2 separate regions of the Homo sapiens genome follow, and region 1 is linked to region 2. Evidence: read pairs that join two places in POLR2A ChIA-PET (ENCODE). Cell type or tissue: A673. All regions are shown on one strand. Each heading gives the region's core, and the rest is flanking DNA. Links, peaks and the distances in the headings are about the cores only. Region 1 overlaps TENM2 (teneurin transmembrane protein 2). Region 2 overlaps TENM2 (teneurin transmembrane protein 2).

The links. Peaks named below come from ENCODE experiments on the same cell type or tissue, not always from the same donor. Only the 100,000 strongest peaks of a DNase experiment are listed, where the experiment ranks them.
Region 1: POLR2A ChIA-PET joins it to region 2 with 19 read pairs; 2 of 35 experiments call an interaction of 5 or more read pairs at or near these places.

The regions. Positions count from the first base shown.
Region 1 is chr5:167,559,130-167,574,864 of GRCh38, forward strand. The region is part of intron 4 of TENM2 (teneurin transmembrane protein 2); the gene reads left to right. Among named protein-coding and RNA genes, the nearest start is that of TENM2-AS4, 93 kb to the right of the region's middle. RefSeq lists enhancers at 13,921-14,546, 14,547-15,172. In A673, for the core only: a CTCF peak has its summit at 6,689; a DNase peak (open chromatin) is centred at 6,652.
Region 2 is chr5:167,902,614-167,918,348 of GRCh38, forward strand. The region is part of intron 5 of TENM2 (teneurin transmembrane protein 2); the gene reads left to right. Among named protein-coding and RNA genes, the nearest start is that of TENM2-AS3, 43 kb to the right of the region's middle. RefSeq lists an enhancer at 13,347-14,546. In A673, for the core only: no CTCF peak of the experiment used is centred there; a DNase peak (open chromatin) is centred at 6,188; H3K27ac peaks cover 1,245 bases.

The DNA.
Region 1 (15,735 bases), core at 5,295-7,794, 340 kb before region 2:
CAAATATATACAATTCAGACCTCCCACTTCATATCTGAGTAGAATATGGCAGTAGTTGGTTGGTTGCACTTCTCAGCGTCTCAGCCTTTGTATTAACTATGGTCCATCTCTACATCCCAGCAAATCATCCCTCCGTTGTGTCCCCCTGCAATGTGGATGGAGAATTAGCTGAATATGCCCAGAAAGCCAAGTGACTCAAAATTCATCCCCTTCATTCTGACCCCCAGTCAAATCCAGATGTCACAAAACAGTTTGTGATCTGTCATGGTCACTGTGGACTGGGTGAAGAGGCCACAACCATTAGTGGAGATCAGTTCTCAAACCATTGCTTTAGGAATGTTTATTACAGGACTTGGTTTCTGACTTTCTGAGCACAGCTAAACAAATGGTAATGCAGTTTACAGTCCTCAGAACCATCATTTTAATAGTGATCTTCACTGGATTAAAAAAATCTCTTTTTGTTCTTGGCCTCCCACCTGTAGTTTTTTTCCTTGTTAAATACATGCGTGGCCCATTGCAGCTCCACAGCCATTCATATCTCAGTGCCTGTAGGGGTGGGAGTAAGGGGGCATGGAGATATTTCTTATGTATCCCATATCATAGTATTTTGGAGAGAAAGAAGTCTTCTCTTCCAAAAGTATGAAACTGTTCATGAGAATATAATGTGTTTGCAGAAATCAGTTATGTTCAATGGGTAGGTGTTTTCGTGCTTCAAATTAATATCTGTCCTTTAAAAATAGCAGATGTTTAGCTGTATATGTGGGTGGTCGACAAATGCAGGCACTCCACATTTGCTCCAAGTGCAGGGCTGACAGACAAGGGTGGCTCTCACGACCAAGGCAATCCCCACCCCTCCTCTCACCCCTCCCACTCTGTGGCGATGCTTCCTTGGCATCTCAGATCCGTACTGTTGTGCCTCACTTCTCAAATGCATGGAAGCTACACTTCCCAGCACAGTAACAGTGACCTGCTTGAAGTGAGGTCTTCAGACCAGTGCCATCATCACCCAGGAGCTGGTTAGCAATACAGAATCCCAGGCTCCAGTCCACATCTACTGAATCAAAACCTGCATTTTAACACCACCCCAGGTGACTCTTGTGTACATTGAAGGCTGTGGTCCCAGAGCACTCCGTCTCTAACCTCTTTAGTCTCTCTTACTGCATTTTACCTTTTATTACCTATTTCTGTATTATACTCTTCATTTTGCATGCGACAGTTGAGGGCAAGCATCGCCTTATTTTTTTTTCTTAGATCTGTTTAGCATGTAGGTGATTTTCCTAGCACAGTGGTACTTGATCAACTCCTGAATTTAATGCAGATATTCGGATTATAACCACAGGGAGAGTGGTAGTATGTACACCAGAAAGGGAAGAGTGCCACCTGTAAGGGAGCTCTGGGTTTAGGCATATTTGACTCTTCCACTTCACAGCTGGGCAGTCTTGAGCACATTATTTGTCTCCTCTAAGCCTCAGTTGCCATAACTGTAAAATGCAGATCATAATTGCTATCTCATAGGTTTGTTTTTAGGATCAAATGGGAGCAAACATATAAAGCAATTGGCATGGTGCTAATTGGTTCACAGAGAGCTCTCAAGAAACATTAGCTACTACTATATGAATTATCATTTCAGCCAGTAGGTTCTATACTATATCATAATTCCAAAAAGAACATCCCCACCTCAACTTTAAAAAATTACCCTCATAGCTCTCAACTGGGGTTGATTTTCCTCCCCAGGGGACAGTTGGCATTGCCTGGAGGCATTAGATTGTCATGAACTGGGGAGAAGGTGGGCTGTGTGTATCTAGTGGGTAGAGTTCAGGAATGCTGCCTAACAGCCCGTGATGCACAGGACAGCCCCACAACAAGCCATGATCCAGCCCAAAATGTCAATCATGCCAGTTGAGAAATCGCTATTATCCACAGAGGAACTGAGGTAAGCAAAATCACCATTTTTTCTTGAGGATTTAGGTACCTTGGTATATTCATCCTCTCAAATATTAATGTTGAGCCCTTTTGTCAGAATCCATCTACTATGAGGCAAATCATTTCCTTTGGTACAGAATCACACCCTGGAAAACCTGATGCAACCTGATTAACCTATTAAAGGTCATAAAACAATAACAATTACATTGCACATTTCATTCTTTAATATCAAAGAGAGCTAGGTTCTTTGAAATGTAAAACATCATAAGTGAAAGGATAGGGCCTGCAATTCCCCCAGGAGCCCAAGGTCATTGTATAAATAACATTCTGGTTCCCCTATTAATTTCACTCCATTCTGGGATGTGCAGGAGGCCATAATTGTTAGAGGAAGAGGAGAAGGCTGAACTTTTGCTGCCCATGACGGAGGTCAGACAGTGTAACTGTGGTCCGTGGTTCAAAACAGTTGCCCAAAATGGAGCAAAATAAATGTCCTTACAGCTGGTAGAAAGATCAAGATGAAACGTCTATGTTGTTTTTCCCTTAAAAAATCAGAGATGCTGCAAGAGCTCCCAAGAAGGTATTAATTTCCCAGGTACTACTGCAAAAATAAGGGTGAGGAGGCGAGTGTTAGGCTTTATTCCTGCTGTGAATAGATTAAGCAGACACCAATTTACACCTCATTGTTAAGAGTAACTTTTTTCTGCAAGTGAGACCACATTTACATCTTTTGTAATTAAGCTAAAGGAATTTTTTTTAATGACATTTCCCCTACCACAAATCATGAAGTAAATATTTTAAGTGAGATCAAATGCTAACATGTATACATTAGAACCGTAAAAATAAAAAGAGAGACAGAGAGACAGAGTCCTAGCGCCACCTTTCAGCTTCGTCATTTGCTGGGCTGGGATAGTCTCTGTGCCTGTTGGTGCTTTGGTTTTGGAAAAGGCCGGGTATGACTAAGTGAGGCAGTTAAAGAGATGGTGAGCGTGGAGGGATTCGCTCTTGGAAGGGATGGCTGTGCCAGCTTCCCTGAAAGCAGGAGGTATGGCAGTGAGTTAGTGAGTGCTCCCAGTCATTCAGGGCACACCATCCATCAGCAGGAGCGTGAGGCTGCGATGGCATCCATCCATCCGTCTCCTGCATGCTTTGCTTTTTGGCAATTTTCGTTTTTAGGAAAATTGAACATAGAGAGCTGTATATTAAGAGCTCTAACATCCTTTATTCCCCACACAAGAGAATCTAGTTGGGCAAAGAGGCATTTTTTCCCCCTAACAATAGAGTTTGCATGGCTGCTAGAAACAATACAATTACGGACCCAGATAATAAATAATTGCAGAACAATGGGGAGAATGAGGTGTGGGCAAGGAGGAAAATGGATGGTTTCAGATAAGATTTGCACAAAGATTGAGTTGGTGAGGTGAAGTCATCCCAGGTCACGTCTGTTCTGCACTAACTAAGGTAAATTATTGTCCACACACCTGAACTGAGAGCTGGAGGCCACGCTGCCAGCCTAGACTGTGCCTTTGTAAGATGGACCTTTTCTCCTGAGAAGAGCTCAGAATGTGAAGTATTCAAATGGAAGCCTGTGACTGCTGCTTGGCCAACCTTGTGATCAGTCAAATAGAAAATGGTGGCAAGTCATGCCTGTAATCCCAGCATTTTGGGAGGCTGAGGCGGGTGGATCACCTGAGGTCAGGAGTTCAAGACCAGCCTGGCCAACACGGTGAAACCCTGTCTCTACCAAAAATACAAAATTTAGCCAGGCGTGTTGGCAGGCGCCTGTAGTCCCAGCTGCTCGGGAGGCTGAGGCAGGAGAATCGCTTGAACCTGGGAGGCGGAGGTTGCAGTGAGCCGAGATCGCACCACTGCACTCCAGCCTGGGCAACAAGAGCGAAATTCTGTCTCAAAAAAAAAAAAAAAAAAGAAAAAGAAAAAGCAAGCCTACCACTTGTGATCTACATGTTTATGGAGCCTAAATGCCAGTGTGTCACATCCCTGGGCACATGCCTAGGTACTGTAGCAATGTTGGCTCAGTGTGCATTCTCAACTCTGATATCAGCATGAAAAGACCAAGCCTCAGATATATTTGGCTTTATTTTTAGGCTTTTCCTGAAAAAGGTGCAAGCACATCATAAACTTTGTCTTCCACAAAAAGATCAGATTTACCCTTTGGAGGCATCTTTCTCCCTGTGCCACTTGCCTTTTAAATTCAAGCAGGCTTGGAGAGTCTCCTTTTCTTCCCTTGGGTTCCTCCTTAGCCTTTCCATGGTGGCTATTCTGGTGAGTACTCGCCTCTCTTTGCTTTTGATTGTGGTTCTCACCACCTGTGAAAAGACCTTCTGATGAAATACTTCCCAAAGAACCTTCTTGACCTTCTCTTCTCCTTGACCACAAGGCTACTTCTGTTTTCTGCCAAGTGATGTCTCGTAAATCTTTGTAAGTTGCACCAACTGTGTGTCCTTACAGAGTCTATCCAATCTCAGCATTGCCATTAAATATAGAACCCAATCTGTAGCCCTGGGCACCCTAACCAGAAGTATTAATTTTATAGTTTAGCAAATACGGTAATGCACCAAATAACAACATTTCAGTCAGGGACAGACCTCATATACAACAGTGGTCCCATAAGATTATAATGGAACTGCCCTATATAGTGTAACCGTTTTTATCTTCTATACAGTGTTTTTACTGTACTTTTTCTATGGTTAGACATGTTGAGATATTAAAATACTTATCATTGTGTTATAATTGCCTACAGTATTCAGGACAGTAACATGCTGTACCGGTTTGAAGCCTGGTAGCAACAGGCTATGCCATACAGCTTAGGTGTGAAGTAGGGTTTACCATCTAGGTTTGTGTAAGTGCACTCTATGATGTTTGCACAATGACAAAATCGCCTAAGGATTCATGTCTCAGAATGTATCCCCATGGCTAACTGGTGCACGACTGTACTTACTAAGTCTATCCTATGTACCAGCCATTGTTCTAAGTGTGGGGACCAAAAAGACAACTTCTGACCCTCTTGAAGCTTACATTCTGAGAAAGCGAGTCAGACAGTGACCAAAATCAGTAAACCATATAGTGATTTAGAAGTCTTAAGTGCAATGGAAAGGAACAGAAAGGGAGGATGGAGAATTGGGGGCAAGGAGATGATGCAGTTTGATCAGGGCAAGCCCTGCTGAGAAAAAATGATTTTGGAGGAAACACCCAAACAGAGTGTGAAAGTAATCCATGTTCATGAAGAAGAACCTTTGAGGTAGAGGCCTATGCAGCTGAAAAGAGAAAAGTGAGGGAGAGATTAGTGGAGTTGACATCGGATAAATTGAGGGAAGGGCAGAGCATGTCAAGTCTTTAGAAAGTCAAGTCTTTAGGAAGACTTGGGCTCCTCTGAGATAAGGAGCTCATAGATGGCTTTGAGGAGGAGTAAGATTATCTGGCTTACATTGTAAAAGAATCACCCTGATTAGCAGAGTTGGAAATAATCAGCAGGGGATGTATCAGTAATTTATTACTAGATAAAAAATGCAGCAGAACTTGGCAGATTGAAACAAGAGGAAATGATTGTTGCTCACATTCTGGTGTGTCCAACAGGCAGTTCTTTTGGGGGACTTGCCTGTACTCACTTGTACAGTTTCATCTAGCTGGTGGGTTTCATGGGGGCTGGACTCCATGAAATATTTGAGCGTTTCCCTCCTCTTGGTTTTTCATCTTCTAGGAGGCCAGAAAAGGCTTTCTTTCATGGGGATGGCATTCTTCCAGCAGGGCAAGCCCCTATGCTCAAGAACTTCTTGTGCCTTTTCTTGCATCATGTTTGTTAATGGCCTATTGGCCAAAGCAAGTCATGGCCAATCCCAGAGTCTGGCCAATCCCAGAGTCAGTATGAGAGAGAACTATACAAGACTGTGAATACACGAAGGTAAGATACATTAGGAATCCCCAGCATAAGGAACTGCCACAGGGGCCTAAAGTAGAAATCATGGAAAACAATTGAGAGGCGCTACAAAATCCAGAAAAGAAATGGTGATAGACTGCAACAGAGTGCTAACAATGAAAGTTTTAAGAAGTACCCAAATTCTAAATATGTTTTACAGGATGACCTTATTTTTATTGTGTCAAGTCAGTAGGACAAGGCTATTAAGCTTCCAGGGATTGGTGATGGTCTTATTATGCGTGAGATGATGTCATAATATAGTAAATGAGGTCAGGGATAGGTTTCTTTTATTGCCAATAATTATTCAACGAGTTTTCTGTACAATTGTAAACTTAGCAATTCACTTAGTGCCGTGACTACACAGCACCCTGTCAATATCATCATCAGCTAATATTTATCGAGCACCCTCTGAGTACATGGTATTGCACTCACAGCAACAGAGGTGAGCTGCATTAATTCTTTCAGCCAGTGCAGGATTATTGAGTGGTTTATTACATCACTCTATTAATTGGTGCCCCAGCAGCTTCCGGAACAACATTTAGCTTCCATAATGCAATTCTTTTTCCTCTTAGAGTAGATTTAGCTTTGGTAGAATTTAACTGCACAAAGAAATGATAGGGCTATCTGCCTTTATAAATATGCTAATGTTTTTTGTTTATCTTATTATCAGAAACTTGGAGATACTGGTCCCATTTCATAGACGGAGAAGTTGAGGTAGACAGCGGTGAAGTAATTTAGCTAATGCTATGTGCTGAGATCAGGGATTGAAATTCAATCACTTTATCTATTGCACTATACTGCCTCTCAGTGGTGTATGTTATTCCCATTTTGCTCTCACACTAATATATGGTCATGAAAACACCCAAAAAGATTTAACTGGCGTCTATATTCTTTAAGGGAGTGTATGGCACTTTTCTTTGACATCTGCACAGACTAATCACTGGAAAAGTGGTTTGTTTGTTTGTTGTTGTTGTTTAAGCCCCTTATTATAGGGGATTTGTCAGCTGTTAAAATCACCACTTTTTTGTGTGAGTTAAATTCTCATCAGAAAGATGTTTTTGCTTTTATGGTACATCTAAAGTTTTAGGAACTAGCTCATGAAATAAATGATCTCATTGAGATCCCTACTTTCATTTTGTTCTGGAAACAGTTATTCACTGGCGATTGTTTTGGTTGATCATTCTTTTTGAGAGAGTTCTCTTTTTTTTTTTAATGAAAGAGTTAAATAGGGGAGCTAAGAAAACTGTGAGTGGAAGGGAGCCGTTTAAATGCAGAATTTCTTTGCAAATCTTGAAAGTAGCGCCATTAGATGTCACGTACTCTGAGATGCACTAGAGTGTACACCCTCCAGAATGTCTGTCTGTTGTAATTCCATCACATTACATATTTTAGTGCATATCTCTTCCTAGCAGCTTCCAGAGCTTTTCAGATATTCAGCATCAGAAATTGCACTGTTTTTTCCTGGATTTTACAAATAGCAACCAGATTATTGTAAAACAGAACTATCTGATAAGTAAGGTTGTGAATTGCTTTTGTGATTGTCATGGGTAAGAGCATTGAAGAAACTCGCAAACAGTGCAGCACACTGGTTCCTGTAAAAATAAAACCTGTAGCAGTGAATGCGTTTTTCTGATGAATACGTTCAAGGCTGTGATCATTGTGCAACTTCTGGTTGGATGCTTTCAAACGTTCCATATTGAGAAACATCAGTAACAAGAACCAAATAGTCCACCAAAGCCTGTATTCAACTCAATGGAGAGGAACGTAAATTCTTACTTAGAGTTTCATTGAGGCCAACTCTATTCGGTCCACCATGGGAAGCAGAGATTTAAGGTTCTCTCTTGATTTGCTTTCCATTTTTACTTTATGATAAGGTGGCTCCGCTACTTTGGTTTTCACTTAAGGGGTTGTTCCAATTACTATGCAAAACAGAAATGGAAAACAGACAAGACAGACTTCTGTTCAGCAGACAAAAACCAAAATGCCAGAACATGTTAATTAATGTGAGCAGTTTTATAAGCAAAATAATTTGTTTTAATTGGCTAAATAAGATCTGATATAATTATAATAAGCCAATAAACTAATTTCAGAAAACTATTTATATCACAAACCTTTAATCACATTATATACTCATTGCAAGTTTGGAAACGGATATAAAAATCGACCCAAATTATCTCATCTTTACAAATAAGAAAGATACATTAAGGGCTTTTTTGAAACTTCAAAGGTTATGCTCTTTTCTTATTTTGGAGAATTTCTTTTTCTTTTTGGAAAAAATATATAGGCAATTTCAGGAGCATGAATCTTTAGTGAATCAAGAAGGAAGCATTATGAGGGTGAAAAATCTTTCTTAAGAAAGCTTATTTTGTCCAAGGTAAAAGGCTTATTAAGATGAGGTTTCTTCCACAATGTTCTTTCATATCATATTCACCCTAAGGAAAAACAAACCTCGTAGAAGAGAGAGATTGTATAATTGGGCCTGAAATGACCTCCTAGAAGAGACCCTATAGAATTGAGAACTCTCTCTCTGAGGATTAGCTGCCCATGGGTCAACACAAACTGACTTCCAACTAATGTATAAACGATTGGGGGAAAACGATATGCTTCCAGAGGGCAGTTGTTAATTCTTCCTACCACAAGAATCTCAATTTGTTGGGATGAGCTAATTTTGACACCAACTTGAACACTGGTTGATGCGCAGCATGTGCACACACACACAAATACATAACAAAGTAAATAAATAAATGGCCTTTCATACAACCCCAGGGGTAAAAACGCTACAAATAAATTATGCACTTTTACATTATACTAGCTGTATTTTAACAACAGTTTTTAAAAGGCCAGGGACTGTATTATAAGCTCTTTCACATAATTTCCGAATGACAGAATTGCATGCCCATCAGAATTGCATGCCCACCAAATCAACATGTCTTTTTTAATAAGTGCATTCTAGGTACAAGGTAGTACTCAAAGGAATAGCAATATATATTGTACAAAAAAAAAAAATACTTCGCTCATGTAACCTTCAGTATACTTAAAATCTATGTGATGAAGTAAGATATAAATCAAATAAAAAAGACCTAGTAATATTAGAAGAATAACAGTTCACCAATGGTATGAGATATCCAAAGGCAGGACAAGATTAATGGGAAAATTATATGTATTAAAATGTTCTCGGCAATGGGTGCTTAGACATGGGAGGAAAGAGCATTTACTGTGAGCTAATATAATGTAGAAAAAATATTTTTGGTTGGAGAAGTATCTTATTTTGAACAAAGGATAGCATACATTTAACAAATCCTTCCATGCAAAAGGAAAACATAGGGAGATAGCAGGGTACAAAATGTGTTTGGAGGTGTATAGACCAGATTTTAAAACACTGCTAGAAATAGATGAATGTAGGCAAAATTGAATGGCTCATTCATGTATCAGACCCACATATACTGAACACTCACCATGTGTTAGGCACTGGTCTAGCTACTAGGAATATAGCAGTGAACAACAACAACAACAATAAAAACACGCTGACTTCATGAAGTTTATGCAAATATTTCAAGACAGTAAGTGTGTGACACCATTGATTATCCTAATATGGGGAGCACAGGCAGTTCTTTATCTTAGTTCTATTGTTTTTCATTTGTGCACAGACAGGCAGAGACCATGGTGTGTGTGTGTGTGTGTGTGTGTGTGTGTGTGTGTATAAAAATATATATTTCAAATAAAAGCATTTATTCAACTTGTTGAAAATTCAACAATATTGTTCATCACCATGTACACAGAAAAACATCACATAGGTTGATGGAATTTTTTATGTTGTTCCAGATTGTTTTAGTATTATATAGACTTAGCCAGAGAGAAAATAAAAGAGAACATAATTAATGCATTTACTTAAAAAGAAAGAATTAAAGGTGATTAAACGCTGTGGGTATTTGTGTGGTTAGTTCTGTCTTTCTGTGTAACCTTAAAAGGATGACTATCAGCTAATAACTTTTCCTTTTCCATGCATGGAATGGGTGGCCTGAGGGGCCCATCTTCAAGCAGAATGTAAATGCCAAGTATGAGGACCGAAATCAATGAGTATCACCTTCCTACAGCTTTTTTTTTTTTTTTTTTTTTTTTTTTTTTGCAGAGAACTGCATTTGTTTCTATCTGTGCAGCCATAGCTACATCATTCATATGTAATGTTTGTCTTTTATATTATTTTGTATAATTTTGATGATTTTCGTGGAAAACGTGATGAAAACATTTCCCCAAAAAAAGTGTTGCTGAATTTAAATGTGTTTAAAAACTTAATCCCCATGAGCATAGATGATCAAACACTCAACAAATATTTACCGAATAAGCAAGCTACTTTGTTTACAGATTGTGGGAGGTACTAAAGATGCAAAGTGTTTAAAATGTGAATATTGTTCTCATTTAATTTAAACATATATGGAAGAACGGGGCACAAACCAGAAAAGCCAAGTAATAATAAACCAATGTGGCATAAGCTAAGTCTGAATGCCTGACATGGATAAAAATAACTAGAAGGTAGGAAGACAAGGGTTAATATCCTGGCTTTGCCATTTGCTCCTTGTGTGATGTCGGGTAAGTTAATTTTGCTAAATCTCAGTTTTGTTGTCTGTAAAATGGTTCCAGCAACAGCCATTTGGTGAGTTGTTGCAAGGTTAGAAATTAGAGGCAATGATAAGTCCCTGTCATTTAAGAAGCATTCCCATTACTATGAACTATTTCATTATTGGGTAGGTGTTAGCTATATACTAGCTATTATATAATAGCTTTACATGGATTAGCTATTAAGTTCTCACAATATTTTACAGATGGGGAGAGCAGGGTTTAGAGAGTAAAAGAATTTGACCCATGTTCCACAATTAGGAAACAAATTTCAGGGTGGGAATTTGGACTTAGGACTAACCCCAAAGCCCAGCTCCTAATTATGATACATCCGAGAGCACTGTGATAGCTATGGGAATTAACAGTTTCATCAATGTAAACCAAGAAAGTCAAGGATATACTTGTGGAGGACATGTAACCTGTCCTGGTCTCTGATAAAAGATTGGAGTTAAATATGTTGATATGAAAGAGAAAAGGCCGTTCTAAACAGAACGAATAATGTACTTGAGGCTCTGAAAGGGATGCATATGCATCAGGCTGGGCGGACAGTAAGCTCTTGTGCAGTAGGGATAGAACCAGTGTTTACATGGATAGGTTGGTGTCAAACCACAGAGGCGACTGAAGTTGAGGCAAACAAATCTGCACTTGATTCTCTAAGGAATTGTGAACCTTAGATGATGTGCAAGCCGATACATAAGATAATGAAATAAAACAGACTTTCAATTGACCAATCAATAACTATTGGGAATGGATGTCATTCAGAGTGGCATTTTAAGAAGGATGAATTGGAGAAGAAAAAAAAAAACCTCTTAAAACGGCTGTTTTCAATGGCTGTGTCACGACAGTTGGGAGAAGTGTCACAATGAACAAGGCACTAATAGAAAAGTATTTGTTTGCCAAACATTAGCTAGTTTATAGATTAGGGCAGAGTCAAGGTCGTATGTAGAATAATGTCATTCTCCTTTCATTCAGATTCCAAGTGCATTCTTGAGAAGGGGAAAGGCGGTGTTACGATCTCTGGTGCAGTCCTTGCCAGAACCCTAGGAATGCCCCCTGGAATGGGTGTTGCATTTCACCGCCCTTCATGTGTTTCAGCACAACTAAAACAGCCTAAAGAAGAGCTGCATTGAAGAATTATTGCAACTGTCCAGGCAAAAGTACACAAATCAAGAAATGTCAGAGGTCTGAAAACAGTAACTTTAAGAGATATGGGGTTGGTATTTAAGTTATTGGTAATTGAATGATTGTGGTGGGGGAAGAACTGAGCCCTGAATGGCTTGAAGGATTTTACATTTTACACTGGTGAGGAGATTTGGAGAAAGGGCTTGCTTCGAGGGTGAGTTCATGAGTTGAGTGGTAGAACTTATTGAGTTTTAAGCATATTATCCAAGTGGAAAAACCCAGAGGGGAATTTGAAGAACTGTAGCTTGTAAAGAGGGTCAGAGTGGAAAGAAGTCTTTATGAGTCATCCATTTTGAGGTGATGAAATATTGTCCATGTTATCCATTTTTAAAATTTTAAAAAGCTGTTGAGTGGGTTTCCTAACAATGGAAGTTCACATTTACTGATGCACTTGCTATGTGCTGGGAGCAGGACCTACCACGGCACAGACATTGTTTATTCTTAATGACAACCCATGAAGCAGGTAGCCTTACACCCATCTTAAGATGAGGACACAATGAGACAAAATAACTCAGTCAAGGTCACACAGCAGTAGGTAGTGGAGCTGGGATTCAATCTTAGGCAGGGTAACCTGGTTCCAAAAACTGAGCACTTAACTACTGTATCATACGCTGTCATATAAGCATATGAATGTAAAGCTCTCCCACAGAGAAATAAGTCACATAAAAGTTACATTCCTGTAAGAAATATTAATATGACTTGGTCACCCCAGTATAATCACCTAGCCCCCCACCCTACTCAAGGTATCTTAAATCACACATATCCACTCCACTACAAATGATATCCACTCAGGGAACCCACCTCCTCACTAAGGAAGCGGTAAAAATAAACAACAGCACTGATAGCCATTTGTAGCTTTAAAAAAATCTCTCCTTTTGTCTGCTTTGGAGATTTCTTTTTATCTCTCATTGACAATGTTTTGCAGATGCTGTTCAATAAACCTCGGGCCCCTTCCCCTGTTTTTATTGTGCTGAAATAGTTGCGTGCTGAAATAGTTGCATCCTTGTAACTGGGTCTTTATTTTTATTGGCAGAAAATTCTCAGTCCACTTATTCCCTTGTATAAAGTAAATTTTAACTGTAGAACCTGTATCAATAATGTCATTTAAAGGAGGCTGCTTCCAATACACTCTGCAAAATGTCCGCAGAGATTTCCGGATTTCCCAGTCACCACTTCCCTCCCTGCTAGCCAGGCCTTGCAGCTCCCTTTTCCCTTCTACATCTGAGCACTCTCTGTTCTCTGGCCAGCTGCCTTCTGTTCAGCCCCTGTGTGTTCTCCATTCTCTGCTCTGCCTTAATGATAAGTAGAGTTTCATCCTAAGCACATTAGGGTGGAGGTGGGGATTACTTCTTTATTTGGGTCCAAGGGAAAAACATACCCTCCTATTGGCAAACCATGAAGAGTATGACACTTCGAGTTTAACAAGATTAAGCAATCCCTCTTTGGGCACAGCAATGTGGCCAGTGTGGGGGAAGAGAGTGTTATTCTTCTTGGACCATTTCTCATTCTATATCTGGTGGCTTACATAGGAATTCCAAATTGCAAGATGCCTAGGGTCCGGGGATATGTTGTTGGGACATAAGATAGTTGAAATGGTTGTGTACTTGGGTTTTTCTATTTTTTATGTTTCTAAAATGATAATTGTTATAAGTAGGGCACATAGAATTTACTTTCGGATATTGGAATTGCTTAATTTCGAAGAGATGGCCAGTCAAAAGCTTGGGCATCTCCTCTTCCTGTTCACTTACTACTGTTTTAGCTCTGCTTACCATGAAAGGTAAGCAGTCATTTTCACCAATAACTTATACCAAATAGTTGACCTTGGAACCAGCAATTTACATTCTTATAAAAGAGGTCACTTAGGGAATTTAACTGTGTAATCCTAGCCCCCATGTGGTAGGAGATGAGTAGAAATGGAACAAAGCTGGTGACACACCATTTGAAACAATTTGAATTGGGAAATCATTTCTTTTCGACTTCGTGTCAAAAATGGAACCTTCTTTAAAATGGTACAGGAAGGGAGAAGGATGCAGTAAAAGTCTGTAGCAATAGTGACTCAAAAACTCTGTTCTAGGACTCACGAAAGCAATCCTGTTGTCACATTTGGAGGGAAACCAGAAATAATTTAGGTTTTTCACTTTCCTAATAGCTTCTTTTCCAATACCTTTCCTTCAGACACCATGCCCTCCCTTTTATTTTGCCTTTATTAATGAAAACTAATGAAGAGAAACACCGTTTAAACTTGAACTAGGAAACACAGGTTTTGTAGTGCTAATATTTTGGTGTGGGCTCTTTTTTTTTTTCTTTAAGACAATTATCAAGACGAAGCATTTGTTTCTTCTTTTGTTTACCCATGGCAGTTTGTCAGCAGTTATGATAAGTAGAGTTCCATCTGCCAGTAAAACTACATTGCAAATTGCCGTAGAAATTAGCAGCTTTCATTTTTGCCTACATAAATAAATATGCGAAATAAATTGCACATAAATGCATCCTAAAAAATCACAGGTATACCACACAGTTAAATGCCAATCAGACAAACCCAGAGACACACTGCGATTATCTCAGTTTTCAAACCTGGGAGATACACGAATGTGTTTCTAAATGAGAGAGGCAGTGTATCATGCTCGCTGAGATAAAAACAGAAGCTGCCAGACACTGCACTGTGGCTTTATTCTGAGAATCCTTTGCCTGAAACCCGCTCTCTTTTCTTGATGTTCTCTGTCTCTCTCTCTCTCTCTCTCCCCCTCTCCCCCTCTCTCTCTCTGCTTCTCTCCCTCTCTCCTCGCTGTCTTTCCCTCGCTCATTGTTCTCTCTCTCCTCCTGCCTTTGATGCACATACGTTGTCACAATTCATTGACTCTCCTCTCTTCTCTGTTCTTACACTCAAGCCTAGCGGTGCTTTCGCCAGGCAGCAGCAGCCTCTCCTGCGAGTTTTAGGCATGTATGCAGCTCAGTTTGATCGAGCGTTCCTTTTCTGCCTTTTCACTCTTACAAAAGATTAAAAGGTGGCGTCACATTGCTCCCCTGTTCCTTCCCGCAGGAGGGACTTAAAAGGGACAACAAAAACTAATCACTTTCAATAAGCATTTTCTTGCTGGAAAAAAAAAAAAGAAAAGAAAAAAAAAGAAAGAAAAAAAAAGGCGGGGGGTGGACTTAGCAGTGTAATTTGAGACCGGTGGTAAGGATTGGAGCGAGCTAGAGATGCTGCACGCTGCTAACAAGGGAAGGAAGCCTTCAGCTGAGGCAGGTAAGCGCCGATCGGAGGGTTTGACCGAGTGGCTTAGTTAAATCTCTGTTTTCACCGTTTTGTAATTGAGAAAGGCATCCGCAGCAGAAGCCGATTTTTCAGTCGGCTTCCTTTTGTTTAACATAGAAAGTACCTGTATTAATTTTGATGAATTAGAGCATGCAGCAAATTCAATTGAAAATAGATTTGTATAGTAAATGCATTTATACTGAATGATTTCTCCTCCGTTTTATTTAAGGAGAGAGATGAGAAAGATGATTTTGATCAGAATAGCACTTTGCATTACGTTAAATTCTAAACAGCTAACGGAAAGAAAAATAATCCAATTGATACTGCTTTTGAACTCCGGGACTTAAACCCTAGGAGACAGCTGCCATTTGAAATTTTTCTTCTAACTGAACTTCTGATGTGTTATAATAATTTTTCACTGGAGGTTTTAGCAAGGGTAGAGTTTATTTAAGTCGAGCTACTGGGGTTTGTTTGGCTTGGATCTTGTGGGTGAAGCGCTTCTTATATCTCCTTAACGTGTGTCAGGTTGATGGTTCATAAATAGAGATTAAGTGTTGTCCCAAATGAAATATGAAGTTAAAACATCAGGTTAGGGCATGTTGTAGAAAGGGATCTGGTAAATAATTAGGAGAACTGAATTATGACAGTTTGAAATGGGAGTTAACTCTGGAGGTGCTGTTTGATAAACCTTTCTGGATTCTAAGCGGCTCAATAATGGAGGGGCTGATTACCAGTCTCGAGTCGGAACTTTGCATCAGGATCCTAAATGTGGAATACATATGGATTTTCATTGTACGTAGCTTTTAGAAATATGTCCCTTTTGTGTGCT
Region 2 (15,735 bases), core at 5,122-7,621:
TGGGAGAAATGGAATGAGTTGTATAAATAAAGTGTTATGGCAGCCGACTCATCGAGAATGAGACCCGATGTCACTTAAATGTTTTGTCACTCTCTGTATCTTATGAAGGGGAACCTGTTTTCATATTGCAATACTTCAGCTCTGCCTGGAAAGTGATCGTGTGTGACAGTTTGCTTTTGTACTCCCCCACTTTATATAAAAGGAGCAGGACATTTAGGTTGGCTGTATTTGTTCTGAACAGGAAAACAAATCTGGCATTTTTACATATTATTCTGTACTCCTGGGAAAAACAGCTTTGACAGCCTAAGGAAAAGGCAGTTCAAATGGTAGTGATTCCCATGAACGTTTTGTTGCACTTTAAGTAAATCTACCATAAATGATAAGTATTTGAGATGATGGATACATTAATTAGCTTGACTCAATCATTTCATATTGTATACATATATCATAGCATCACTTTGTACCCCATGAATATGTACAATTATAATTTGTCAATATTCAATAACATTTCAAAAACAACTAGAAAACATATATATAAAAGATGCCTTCATGCAAGAAAAGAGTAAATCTTATATTTGGCTGGATGGTGCATCCATTCAGCTAATAATAATTGTACACCTACCCCAAGCCAGCACTGTTATAAGCATTGTGAGCTCAAGAGTACCCAAGAAAGATGTGGCCTCTAAGCTCACGAAGCTTCTCTTCTAAAGTGAAATTTAAGATTTTGGAGTAATAAAAATATAATGATTACCAATGTGAGAGCGATGCCAGAAAGAGACAGGGTGCTGAGCTAGACAATCACATGAAGCCGCCTACTCAGGTAGAATGGAGGAAAAAAAGGCTTTTGAGGTGACTTCTTAGCTGAAACTGAAAAGTGAAATTTCGGTCACCCATGTGACAAGGTTTGGGTGGCTGGGGTGGGGGTGGAGGGTGGAAGGGCTATTTTCAGGTCAAGGAAACAGCAGGGAAAAGGATCTAAGACAAGAAGCAGGAAAGTTCTTGGTTGTGTTGAGGAACTAGGAGAAAATGTGTGCAGCTCCAGTGTAACCAGGCAGATGAGAGGAGTTTGAAAGGAGACAGAATAGTAGGTGGATGTCACACCAGCAGCATCAGCAGCATCTGGGAGTTTCTCAGAAATGGAGAATCCCAACCTTAGACCTTCTGAATTTTGATTATCAAGTGGTTCCTGGGAAAGCACATCAATGTTGGCTAAGTGCTGATGCAAGCCATGGCAAGAGGCTTGGGTTTGGGATTTCACTGCAGTGGAAGTTATTGGTGGATTTAAAATGGGATGTGGTGTGCTCAAACACGTATTTAAATATCACTCTGGCTGAATAGAGGATTGCAGAGTGGCAAGAATTGAAATGGGGGACTAGTTAGGAGGCTGTTATAGTAATTCATCTGAGCGGTCAATTTAATCTAGACCAGATGACAGAGAATTTCCAAGCATTGCTATGTGCCTGGGAAGGTTGTCTGCTGTCTCATGGTTATTGGCAAGCAGAAAAATATATGCCTATTTATGCCCCCCAGGCAGGAAAATAGAAAATTGTTTCCCCTAAATTAGATACTTTGTCTTAGAACTCTTGGAGAGTCAATACCATCAAGGGGCTGGATTAGCTGAAGTACACTGTGTGGTTAGGAGCATGGGTTAGAGGATCATCAGAGCTGCATCCCCACCTGCCACCCCACATCCTACCTGGACAATGGTGAGCAATCACCTAGACTCTATGTCTTGGTTTCTTCATTGGTAAAGAAGGGATAAAGATAGTACAACACTGCTTTCCTTAGTACATTGATGTGTGTGTTAATTAAGAAAATGCACTTAACTAGCAAAGTAATTTAATAAGGCCTCTATAAATGAAGCTATTAATATTAGTAATATTATTTCACAATAACAATAAGTACAGAGTCCCTACCACACGCTGGATACTGATCGAGCTTGCATGCTTGTATGAGTTACAATGCCCAGCCCCGCCCCACACAGAGATTACGTGCTAATCAGAAAACAGCATCAGAAAGTGATTAAATCCACCTTTTTATTTATTTTTTCTCATTTCCCCCTGTGTCTGTCTTGTATTCAGAAAACTCAGAACTTAAAGAAAGCCCAATGTATAAAACATTTTTTAACTCCCAATTCATAGACAAGTTAACTTAACCCATAAGGAGGGTGACCAACGCTGCCAGTTCTCTGAGGACTGTCTTGGTGCTGACACTGAAAATGCCTCATCTCAGAAACCCTTCAGTCTTGGGCAAAAGGGACAGTTGGTCACTTTGACTTTAGGGTCTGTGGTTGAGTCAAAAGAGCTTCTTTCTCTCAGTTTAATAGCCACAGAGTACGTATGAAATCTTGGACAACTCTTTAAGCTTCAGGTTCTTTATCTGTAAAACTGACATATATATTTCAGGATATGGTTATAGGATAGTCAGACAGCATTTCATAAAACACATGATCAGAAATGTTGAGTCCAAAAATGATCTCACGGTTGCAACTATTATTACTAGGGCGGTTGTATGTGGAAAAATCAGAGGTAAAAAGAAAGAAACCCCCAAATGCGAACATAACTGTTTCCTAGAAACCCTCTGTCGATGTCTATTCCATTTCCCGACAGTTCGGAATACACAGGTAGTCTAAAAAAATCAACTTTCAACCTCATCGTTTTGTGGCTGGGAAAAGGGGGAAATAGGCACTATTTAGAAGGTATTTGGGATAGATGGAGTTACCACGAATGAATCTTCATTGGGATGGGAGTTTAGACCTGTTGAATGAATAAAAATGAGCCATCCTTGAAGATGATTATGAGAAGCTAAGTTCATACCAGCTCGTAACAGTGGCACGCTGTCAGTAGCTGGGCTAAGGCTGAGATTTTTCAATGAGAGCATCTGGCTTAAAAACTCCACAGGAGGGGGCTAGGGGTAGAGGAAGAAAATCCAAGAAATCCCTATGAGACCTTTTTAAATTTAGCACTCAAGGCACTAATATAAGAATATACCAGTGTGTGGATGAGAAAACGAGGGAGTCTTTACAAATAGGAGAATTTGGGATATCTGTGTTTGAGAAATTCTTTTGGACAAAAGTGGAGAAAATGACATTATCTGTAATTAGAAATAATAATGTGTAATTGGTTCATTTGCCATATTTCTACAGTTCTGATTTAGTTGAACAATGTGATCATTATGCCACCAGCTTTCAATAGAGGTGTCACAATGAAAAATAATTGCAATATTCCACAATATTAACTGCACCCTAATTGCAAAAGTTTTGAAATATAATTACCATGAAAGCTAATGCGACAGGGAACATTAAGCATAATTAGTGTTTTTTAAAAAAAGGAAAAACTGTTAGGAGCTTGTTATTGTCTAGTAAGGTAGCTTCAAATTAGCTGGCTGTAGAGCACTTTCATCTAGCTTTTCTATAATTTTCATTATTAGCACAGACTGTAATAAATTTATTTGACATAGCTCACACCTGCCAACCCTGCAGGAGATAACTTATAATGTGCGCCAGCCCCAAGATTTCCCACTGAACCTGTCAGAGCTTCCTACAAGGAGGCAGCCAGGAGTGAGGTTATTTTAAAAAAAATAAAATAAAATAAAAACCCTCAATTGCACATTACACAGTTCAGATTTAACACTTAAGCTGTGTTTTAAGTAATTTTCATAGAAAGCCAATGCTCTAGGAATGCAATTAAGAACCTCTTGTGGGTGGTGCTAAACAATCAAATCAGTGAACATTTCAAAGAACTCCTAAGGTGCAAGCCTGCTCTCCAGTGACTAGCAAGCCGCACCAGGGAGCTGACAATTAGCCCGTGCACCTGTTTGCCCAAGTGCAGCCCCTGATTTTCTGAGAAAGGCACCAACCCTGAACTCAGTGGCCACCATCAAACCCCTCAATTTCTTCTTTGACAAAACTACTCAAGGTCAGCATTTTGAAGCAATCACCTGCACCTCCTACCCACTCTGGCCTCAGCCTGTCCATAATGAGGCTTAAGAGTCAGGATCTTGACTCCACATAGACCATCTGATGAAGGCAAGGAGTGTACTCTGGGTGGGTACACAACTCCAGGGAGCGCCATTCACGTTGTTTTTTATGTAAAGTTGTGCATTGGGGGGTGTTCAATGTGAATGGTGCCCCCTGTTGTTTCTTACTTCTCTTTTTTTAGGCTCTCTGCTAATTGGCTACGTTACATCCCTTTGATTAAAAAAGAGAGTCAGGAAAGCTAAAAAAAGAGGAGGGAGTGGGGAGGAGCAGATATTTTTGAGACCTGACATAGAATCTAATTAAAAGAGACCCTCCATCCTGGATGATGCAGCAGACGACATCTAAAATAAAGGACGCAGGCCGGGCGCAGTGGCTCACGCCTGTAATCTCCGCACTTTGGGAGGCTGAGGCAGGCGGATCACCTGAGGTAGGGAGTTCGAGACCAGCCTGACCAACATGAAGAAACCCCATCTCTACTAAAAATACAAAATTAGCCGGGTGTGGTGGCGCATGCCTGTAATCCCAGCTACTCGGGAGGCTGAGGCAGGAGAATCACTTGAACTCAGGAGGCGGAGGTTGCAATGAGCCAAGATCGCACCGTTGCACTCCAGCCTGTGCAAAAAGAGTGAAACTCCGTCTCAAATAAATAAATAAATAAATAAATAAATAACATAAAAATAAAAGAAGCATAGCAACTTAAAAGAGTACAAGTTTGAAATACTATATTCCATACATTTACATGTCAACTTTAAAAACTCACAGACCCTTGTTTACAAAGCATTGTATCGAAAGGTGAACATTGTCATTTTAAATGTGGTCACTAATAACACTAACTGATTAAAAGGTCCAAATAATAGTAGCCAGGAAAAATTAATAACTTTCTTGATCAAGATGGCCTTTCTGCCTTAGTAATTTTGTTTAGATCACCCTAAATATATATATATATATATATATATATATATATATATATATATATATATGTATGTATTATCATAAATTCTTAAAGCATATTTATAGAGCTAAGAATTTATGGCTGGGTGTATCTCATGCCTATAGTCCCAACACTTTGGGAACCTGGGGCAGGAGGATTGCTTGAGGCCAGGAGTTCAAGAACTGCCTGGGAAACATAGTGAGACTCCATTTCTACAATAAATAAATTATAAAATATATTTAAAAAAATTTAGGAAGTTATGTATTCCATCTTGTCTCTGGCAGCCCCACCACAGAGATAAAAGTTCCACGAACCTTGCATTAATAACCATGCAGCCAATTTGTTAAAATGATGATGCCCTAACTTAATTAAATCTGATAGAGCTGATGACATTGAACCTCTTAGGGGAGATAAAGTTCTCCGGTTAATAAAGACACCATGTTTATAGATAGATAACCATAAGAGAGCCAGTCACGTGCCCATATGCCTCAGTTTCCTCATTTGTAAAATGAGGACATTCAATTTGATTATCTCTGTCTGTCTGTAAAATCAAAGTGAGTTTTTGACTAGAGCATTCCTTCTGATTGCAGATTTAATACTTCTGGCCAATTATTGGTTCTCGGAATCACTCTGTCCTAGACTTTCTCTTGTTAGAACCACACATTCTGTTAGTAACAGATGAGCCTAAAAATGTTGTCTGGAGACAATTGGCAGGACCTCAGCAGGCTGTAAATCCTTTCAGGAAAAAGGATCCGATCCTCCCTTTCCCCTACCCTCCCTTCCCCTCGCTTCTCCTCTCCCCTCCTCTCCTCTCCTCTCCCCTCTCCTCCCCTCCCCCCTCTTCTCCTCTCCCCTCCCTTCCCCTCTCTTCTCCTCTCCCCTCCCCTACCCTCTCTTCTCCTCTCTCCTCCTCTCCCCTTCCCTCCCCTCCCTTCTCTTTCCTTCCCCTCCCCTCTCTTCTCCTCTCTCCTCCCCTCCCCTCTCCTCCCTTCCCCTCCCCTCTCTTCTCCTCTCTCCTCCCCTGCCCTCTCTTCTCCTCTCTCCTCCCCTCCCCTCTCCTCCCTTCCCCTCCCCTCTCTTTTCCTCTCTCCTCCTCTCCCCTCCCCTCCCCTTCCCTCCTCTCTTCCCCTCTTTGCTTTTCTTCTATTTCTTTTTCTCTCTCCCTCTCTGTTTCCCTCTCTCTCTCCTTCTCTCTTTTCCCAACACAGTCCTCAGCATATAGGTTCTCAACAAATATGCCCTGAGGAAAGAGAAAAGAAAGTCCAAGCTTGGCAGTTCTCCAGCCAGAGTGTATTGCTTGTGTAAAGAGGAAGCTACCACAGATCAGAGTTAATCTTTAGGTCTGCACACCATGGGCATCATAGAAGCTTTCCTTAGTTCAGCATTTGAGGCCCATAATCTGCTGAATAGAGTGCCTTTCAATTTATGGAAAGGGGTCATATATTTTAGTGGTTATGCATGACTTAAATAATATTTAATTCTTATTATGATTCCTCAGTGTGACATTTCTGCTGAATTTTATATTTTCGTTTTCTTTTCTCTCTCTTTTTTTTTTTTTTTTAGTAAAAATTGAACCAGTTTTATTCTTTTTCAAGGAAGAGAATTCACTTTTCTAAAGGAAGAAGAGGAAACAAACTAGAAACTTACAGCATATATTTTTTATCTTTGGTGACACACAGAAGTTTGCTTTGTTTTTTACTTTCTCCTGTGTCCGAGTTTACAGTTGGACTTTTGTAAGGGAAGTGGACCAAATGTGTGGTCCTTGACTTACTTTCACGGTATTAACTACATTTCCTTTGTTCTGTTGCATAATGTAATCACTTGTGTTTAATCTCCCTTCTATAGGGAATGATGGATTATTAAAAGTATTGCTGCAACCTGTGCATGTACCCCCTAAATCTAAAATAATAATAATTTTATTGAAAGTATTGTTGCACTGCCACTGTAAAATTACTCAATGAAATCTACATTGTCACTACTCAGATATTGCCCTTCATTTATAATTGTGTGGTCATTAATTCTTATTTGTCAGTACATTTTAGGTTAAGAGGTTTTTTACAGCCTTAAGATCTAATCTTTATTTAACAATCAATCATCAAATCTGCATTTGCAAAGATTAGAAATCTCATTTTTAAGTAAAAACAGACAAAGAGTTAGGATTTGAACCCAAAGTTTAGAGGACTGTATTATCACCCAAATGCCTAGATGTTACCATGCAAATCAAAAATAAAATTTTGAACAAGTAGTTTTATTTTGAAGAGAGAAACATAAATATAGAACAGACTTATCTCATGGATAAAACAGAGGATAGACTATTAAAGTCATGTGTTTAGGGAGAAATTATGCCTTCCAAAGTTAATGCCTGGCTTTGAAATTGTGAGTAAGGCTTTTTTTTTTTTTTTTCCAGCATAAACACATCTAGACAAAATGTAAGACTCTGTGTCAATATTTTTTTTGAAGGGCAGATTGGGCTTATAATTATATAATACTGACCTATGACTTGTCTCTTAGGACTTCCACAAAATGAGATTTTGATCTGGTACTTTTGGATGTGTAATTTATCTATCTACAATGCAACACAATGAAAATGTTCTCTCATGGTTTTGGAATTATCTTCATTTTGGCAGATACAGGCACATGTGCTACACACTTCTCATTCTTGCACCCAGGGCAGACATCACTAATCGATCACAGCCCTCTTTCCCACTGGGAACAGATGGAGCCTGTCAATATTTCTCAGCGGTCCTCCAGGCAGCTACTACTAATCAATCAGAATTGGCATGCAAGATTAAATGCCCTTGCCATTCAGGGCAATAATCACAGAAAATGACAATCACACAGATGTGAGTCCCTGGGGTAGCCAAAATTCCAAAACCTAGTATAATTGCCTCTTCAAAATGTGATTAAATATCCTCTTTCCCTCCATCACAAGCAAAAAGAATAAAGTCATGCAAAGTAGGTTTGGTTTGGGAGGAAAAAAGAAAACAAAAAAACAAACAAAAAGAAACCTTCTAGCATCTGCATTTCTTTGTGGCTCCAAGATCCGAACTGTTCTTACACAAAAAAGACCCATCATTGAACTCCACTAACTTATACCTCAGTTCTTATTTATTTCCTCCAAAAAACTAACCTTTATACTACAGTTTTACTATTATTAAATCACTCTTCCATGGAGCAGATGTTTCTGAACGCTTTTTTGCGTTCTTTGTCTTGAATACTCTTACTAAATAGTGTCCTTCCACAGAATAAAAAAATTCCTAATCTTGAAGGAGTTATATTTATAGAGGAATAATTTATCCTAAGTTACATTAAAATAAGTAAATCCATGGCAGCACAGTTAAATTCATAAGAGCAAGAACCTATCATTACTCTCAGATTCTCTTTGGATCTCTGCTAAATTGAGGACTATACAATTTATGAATACATATTTTTTGGTTAAACAAACCCTAGGAAAAAAGCGTATTTATGCATCAAAAACCTGTTATTAAGAGCTCAAAAAACGTAAACTTCTTATTAGAAGATTTGATGTTTTTTTCAACTACAACAATCTCAAGAATTAAGAGTAATTTTATATTTCCTTTTGTAGTAAGGTACAATCATATCATGTTTTACTTGGGATGAATGTAACTATCTATGGTTTTAATTGTTACTGTAGAATGGAGTTGTTTCACAAAAATGATAATCCATGTTGTAGAGTGGTTAGTGAGGTGAGAAACTCAAGGGCCGGGCACGGTGGCTCACGCCTGTACTCCCAGCACTTTGGGAGGCCGAGACGGACGGATCATGAGGTCAGGAGATCGAGACCAACCTGGCTAACACGGTGAAACCCCGTCTCTACTAAAAATACAAAAAAAATAGCTGGGCGTGGTGGCGGGCGCCTGTAGTCCCAGCTACTCGGGAGGCTGAGGCAGGAGAATGGCGTGAACCTGGGAGGCGGAGCTTGCCGTGAGCCGAGATCGCGCCACTGCACTCCAGCCTGGGCGACAGAGCGAGACTCCGTCTCAAAAAACAAAACAAAACAAAACAAAAACAAAAGAAACTCAGATGACATCAGCAAATATCTCTTGGGCACCTACCCTAGGTTACACATTGGAACTACAACTGGAGTGCTTTGGGTTAGTTCCAGGAGCACTGGGGCAGGAGTACTCACCATGGCGTGTAGAAATAAGTAAATTCCAACAGTCATTCACGCAGCGAATATTTATTGGTGTTAGCTGTGTGCCAGGCAGTGTCCTTGTCCTCCAAGGGCACTACCAGACTACAGAAATACGTACAACTGGGGATGGTGGCTTACTACCATGAATAATTGATTTTAAGTTTCTCTTTTACAATAAGCTTCCTTTTTTAATTAACAAATATATATATATTTATGATATACAGCATGATATTCTGTTATATGTATGTAATGGATATGTCCATAATGTTATGGAATAGCTAAATCAAATCAATTAACATATCTCTTACCTTGCACACTTTTTTTGTAGTCAGAACACTTAAAATCTACTCATAGCAATTTTCAAGTATATAATACTTTGTTATTAACTATAATCACCATGTTGTACAATAGATATCTTGAACTTATTCCTCATTCCAATTGAAATTTTGTATCTTTTGACCAACATCTACCCAATCTCCACCTTCCAGCCCCTAGTAACCACCACCCTACTCTCTGCTTCTGTGAGGTCAACCTTTTCAGATACCACGTGTAATTGAGAGGGGTGGTATTCGTCTTTCTGTGCCTGTCTTATTTCACTTATCATAATGTCCTCCAGGTTCAGGCTTACTGTCACTATGACAGGATTTTTTCTTTTAAGGATAAATAGTATTCTGTTGTGTATATATGCCACATTTTCTTTACCCATTCATCTATTGATGCAGACTTAGCTTTCTCTTGAATAGAGTTCTTTGGGAGCAGAGGCCAGGCTTTCCCAGTTCATTGTTGTTCTCCAGCAGGTAGTACAGTGGTAGCACATAGTAGTCACTCAGTCGACACATGTTAACTGAATCAATTATACAACGGGAGTGGGAGGAAGGAGTGGGTGAGTGGAAAGTCCTTTTGCACGTTGCTTTTGCAGACAATGAGCTCCTGAAGGGAAGGGCACAAGTCTGTTATTCCTGTGCCCTGAGATCCTGGCATCTCATGGGCATGCCAAAAATGTCTGTGGAATGACTTTGGAGGTAACCAAGGAACAGTTAGAGGTCAGTTACGTGTTAGGATGTGAAGCAAAGGGAATGGTCAAAGCATAAGAAACTTTTAGAACACTGATTTTGAATATAGAAATTCAAAATACCTTTCCTTCTCCCAAGAGTAACTAGAGAGTGGGGGTAATTTACTTAATGTACACATTTTGTCCATCAATATTCCTTGTGCCAGCCACTGGTACACCCTGGGCAAAGGCAAGGAAAGGAGAAGGTATTCCCAGATGGAACAGGACCAGCCAAGCAGCAAGAAAGGTTCAGGCAGGCATGATGTGATGGATGACAGGGCTATCTCTTAAAAGGCCTGGGGGCATTCATTCCATAGCATCCCTGCATTCCAGAGAAAAAAAACTATGCAGCAACCTCAGCGAGATAGAGCAGCATTGCCATAATGTTGAGAACCATGGGGGCGCTCACCCAAGCTCCCTGGCCAGCTGGTTGGTGGACCATTTTAACTCTGCATCCACCTGCCTCTTCTCCTAGTACAACCTGGAGTTTCTGACTACATTCTAATGGGCTGACTTCATCCTCTTTGCATGGGATTTCAGTGTGTTGACTTTGTGCCAAAGATCAGTGGGTTTTATAAACTTTGATAAAGCGGTAAAGAAGCAAGTTTCACATACTGCCACCAATCATATTTTCATATTGGGCAAGAAGAATAAGTTTAAGTGGTGTTACAAAGCATATTTATTTATGCAGACGCTCTTTTTATCCTTTTCTCGACAGGATATTGGCACTACATTTGAAACAGGGAGAAAAAAAGCAACATGTTCCCATTTCTCAATCTCTTTACTGCCAATTTCTGAATTGAGACTAGCTTCAAGATTTTGAATATCTTCAGCATTGATCTACTGCTAGTTTCTGGTGGAGAAATTGAAACAATAGAAATCTGAAACCGAGATAGACAGCAACTTGCAGTGTACATTTCCTCTCCTGATGCTTTTATAGACAGAAAGGACAGAGGGGTTATATCTCGTTCTCCAGCTTGTCTGGCCATCCCATCCCCAGGAAGTCTATTTACTCCAGAAACTACTGTGATGCCCACCTAACTGCCATTTCTGTCGATTCCTGTCCAAGCTGCACAACTGACCAGCTTTGTAACTTAGGTGAAGTTATTTAATTTCTATTGCCTCTGTCTTCTTATCAGTAAAATGGACATATGCACAGAGTTTAGTACTTAAGGTTGTTGCGAGGATTAGAAGAGACCATGTATATTAAGTGCTGCTAAGAATGGTGCCTGCGTCTGGTGAGCAATCAATAAATGTTAGCAGCTGTTGTTATTATGACTACTCTTTTTATTGTATGTGTATAGAAGGGAAAATCACCTGTGTGCCTTAAATGGGAAGGGGAGGATAGTAGAGTCTTCCCCTGTCTTCCTATATTGACTGAGCCTGGGGGACCTCTACCTCTCTGAGTTGACTTGTACAAGTTCAGCATTACTTCCCTGCAATAGTTTTCTATGGCTGCTATGGCAAATTACCACAGTGATGTGGCTTTAAAAACACACATTTATTATCTGAGAGTTTTGGAAATGAGAAGTACAAAATGGTTTGATTTGTGCTAAAATCAAGGAGTCAGCAAGGCTGAATTTCCTTGCCTTTTTCAGCTTCCAAAGGACGCCTGCATTCCTTGGCTCATGTCCCCTCCTCTGTTTTCAAAGCCAACATCATTAGACTGAGTCTTTCTCATGCTCCTGTCTCTCTGGTTCTCTCTCTTCTGCATCCCTCTTTCCCTTATAAGAACGCTTATGATTACATTGGGTCCACCCAGATAATCTAGGATAATCTCTCCATCTCAACGTCAGCTGATTGGTCGACTTAACCTCATCTGCAACCTTCATTCCCCCTGGCCATCTCTATTCATTTCTCAGGTCTGCAATTGCAAATTACCACTGAATGGGTGGCTTCAAACAACAGACATTTGTTGTCTCACAGGTCTAGAGGCTAGAAGTCCAAAGTCAAGGTGTCAGCAGGGCCATGCTCCCTGAGCCTCTCAGGGAGGATCTTTCCTTGTCTCTCCCTAGCTTCTGGTGTTGCCAGAGATTTTTGGTGTTCCCTGGCCTACAGCTGCAACACCTCACTCTCTCTCTGCCTGTGTGGTCACACGGTGCTCTCCCTGTGTCTCTCTGCATCTTTACGTGGCTGTCTTCTCATAAGGACACCAGTCATTTTGGATTACGAGTCCACTTGCTCAGGTATGACTTTATCTTCACTAGTTACATCTGCAATAACCTTATTTCCAAAAAAGGTCACGTTGTGTGGTCCTAGGGGTTAGGACATCAACATATCTTTGTGGTGGGGAGACACAATTTAACTCATAATATCATGCGAGTTAACATATTCACAGGTTCTGGAGATGAGGTTGTGGACATCTTTAGGGGGCCATTATCCCACCTACCATACCTCCCTTCACTCCCGATTGGGATGAGAAGATGATAGTGTAGAGTGGATGGAGATAGTTTTTCCCCAACCTTGAGATGCTAACATCTCAATGTCCATTACTGCAAAAAAAGGTAGACCCCAAATGACACATGCAGCACAGCTAGACGTGGTATTGTCAGAAAGGGTTGTAGTCCACAGGAGTAGGGAAGGGAGATGGAAAGACAGGAAAACAGGAAGAAATTAAATCCCTACAACATATGGTCAAATCTCATCCCAACTGAGCTTTCATGTAAGGTGTCTGAATCCGTTCTTGGAAGTGTCTTTTCCCCTCCTGTTCGCTAAAATTTGCTCCATATTGAATTGCTTTTCTCCCCTACACCCCCACCAACCACCAGCTCCCTTCAGCTGGCATTGGCCTCTGTTCCTCTGCTGATATTTGAAGCATGTGGGTGGGTCTCACTTTCCCAGCAAAATCTTTTGTTCCCCTGTATCGATTCACCAATTATCACCTCATCCCCATTCTCCAATCCCTCCCCTTACAACAAAAACAACAACAAAAATTAAAGGCATAAACCAAAAGAACAGAACACCTTCAGCCTTCATAGCATCCCTGAGAGAGAAAACCTATGTATTAACAAGAAAGATGATCTGTATTTCTTTTTCCCTAGGAAAACATACTCAGCATTTTATTTCATGAAAAGATTGTATTTCCTTGATTGGGAGGGTAATTACTCTTCCAAAATAGACTTGCTGTTAAGTAATCTTGTCCATGCAAGTGACATGGTATATGAGTGAGAAATGTGGGCAATAGGTATATTTGATTATCCACACTGCTATCTTATCTGACTGACCTTAGAGAAGTTATTTGGTCTCCTTGGGCCTCAGTTTCCTTATCTGTAAAATGAGGATTTTAAAAAGGGCCTAATTTATAGGTTTGTGATGAGGATTAAAGAAGCTAATAACAGATATCGTGCACGTGCCAGGTGCCGGGTACTGTGCTCAACACTTTTCATGGATTATCGCATGAGTTTGTGTTATGTCCATTAGCGCAGGGTCTGAGGCTTCGCCAGCAGTCAAAGAACCGTCACTATTTTTGTGAGTACGTGGCTTGCTTTATCCAGTCTGCCGCTGGAAGCAAAATATTCTTTCTATCCTGGATGTCCAGTCTTGGAACCAGCTCCGAATCCATTGAAAGGCCCCTGGTGTCTCTGGGGGGTTGGTACCTTCAGACGTTATTGTACTACATTTTTGTTCAATGAGTCAGAGCCAAAGGACTTGGTTGGTGAAAAATTTAAATCAGATCGGTGAGAAGCAGCAATCTTCATCTCCCCCACTGCTCGGTGGTGCACCTTTGCCACCAGGTCAGGGAAATCATCAATCCCGGGGAGCAACTACAAAGCTGTTTCCAGAGCCAATTTCCTGCTGAACTGTGTGTTATACTCTTAGCAACATTCCAAAAATTATACTCACTTCAAAGCCAGCTTTGATCTGGCCCCCCTCCCTCCCTTCTCCCCCAGCCTTTGCCGAGAAGCGCATCTCCAGGAGTAGAGTTCACCTTGAAAGGCTGAGACGCCTGTGAGCAGAGCTCGGATCTTCCTGAGAGGAAGGGAGGGAGGCCCCAGAACCAAAAAAAATAAAAAATAAAGAAAAGAAAATCCGTGGGAGGCCTCACTTATTCTCTGTGGCCCACTGCCCTTGCCTTGGCAGCTCAGTTCCTTCTTGGGGTAAGCAAAACCATCAGCCCAGGCTCTGCCCTCCACAGAACAGCAGCAGCCGCAGCTGATCTCAGCATTGTTGCCCTCACGTGGTTTTGGTGTTGTTGCTTAAGCAGGGAGCTGCTTTGGGTTTCTCACTCAGAGCTGCAATGGGAGGTATGTAACCATCACCCAGGGCTAGGGCAGGAAGGAAAAGCTTGCCCTGAAGGGGAGGTACTGTACCGGTGCCTTTCAGGGAAAGGCCTTTGTTTGATACTGTCAGGCATCAGATGCACCTGATAATTTTTTGGAAGGAGGAATTCTTGCAGCAGCTCATCTTTCCTTCATTTTACCCACTCCCTTTCCCTCACTCCTAGATTACAATGTGGAAACTGAGGTACACTAAGAGACTTGCTCACCAAACAAGATGCCTGTGGATTCCAGAGTGATTCGCAAATCCCAGTTCTAGCCCAAGAGAAAATTCCCTCAGAAGCCGAGCAAAAAGAAAGGGGCAATTAGCTGCAAATGCCTCATGCATGGATGTGGTGCTGGAGTCTCGGGGGGTTGTAGGGATTGGGCGCTCTAAACCCAGTAGATGTGCCGCACTGGCTTCATTTGTGAGTTGGGAATCCTGGGGCTTCCCTAGGCAGGGAGTTTTTAAAATAATAGTTACCAAGTTTAAGGAATTTATTTCCACCTATTTGGGAGTAGGAGCAAGGGTACGTAATGACAGCCTGGAGGAGGAGCAAAGCACTGCCACCTGCTTGCTTGTGACCTTGAAAACCCCACCTCACCTGTCTAAGTCTTAGGGTCCTTGCCCAGGAAATGGGGATTTTGTGGTGAGGATGAGTGATAAAAATCCATGTAAAGCACTTCTCCCTGTAACTGACACAGTTCTTGCCCTACAAGTTCATAGTTGAGTTGGAGTGAATCAAGAAGCCTTCACTGAAAGGGGTCTCACACTTGTCTATCTCCCTAGTATGTTGCCTTGCATTTGATGGAGATTCAAAGTGCGTTGACTAGTTTGAGTGACCTTCAAGGTAATAGTTCAACATGTTGACAAAAGTCTCCATAAGGGAACCTTGTGACAAAGTATTGTGTAAAATAAAGAATCTGTGTAACCGCTCCAATATTATTCTATTATTATTATTATTGGTTAGTGTTATTATTATAGGTTATTATTATTACTATTTTTGGCTATAAAAGACAACAATAACAACAATCACTGCTTACTGACATATGACATTTAGTACAGTGCTTAGCACAAAGTTAGTGCTCCGTGAAGGTTAAACAACAGTGAGAAAAAAACACTGCCTGCTTTTCAAAACATTGATTTCTACATGCAGTTTTAGCCTTGCATCTGTGAGATCATGACGGGTTTATTTATATTTCTCTTTTTATGAAAGCTTAGCGGTTGTGTTGAGTGAATACAAACAGTTACCATAGGTCCTTAAAAAGGAGCTCTGAGATGTGTATTGAGCGAGCGCTGAACATTTTCAGGATGTGACTGGTTCCCTGGGGCCCACTGCATCAGGCTGACCATTCTGAGAA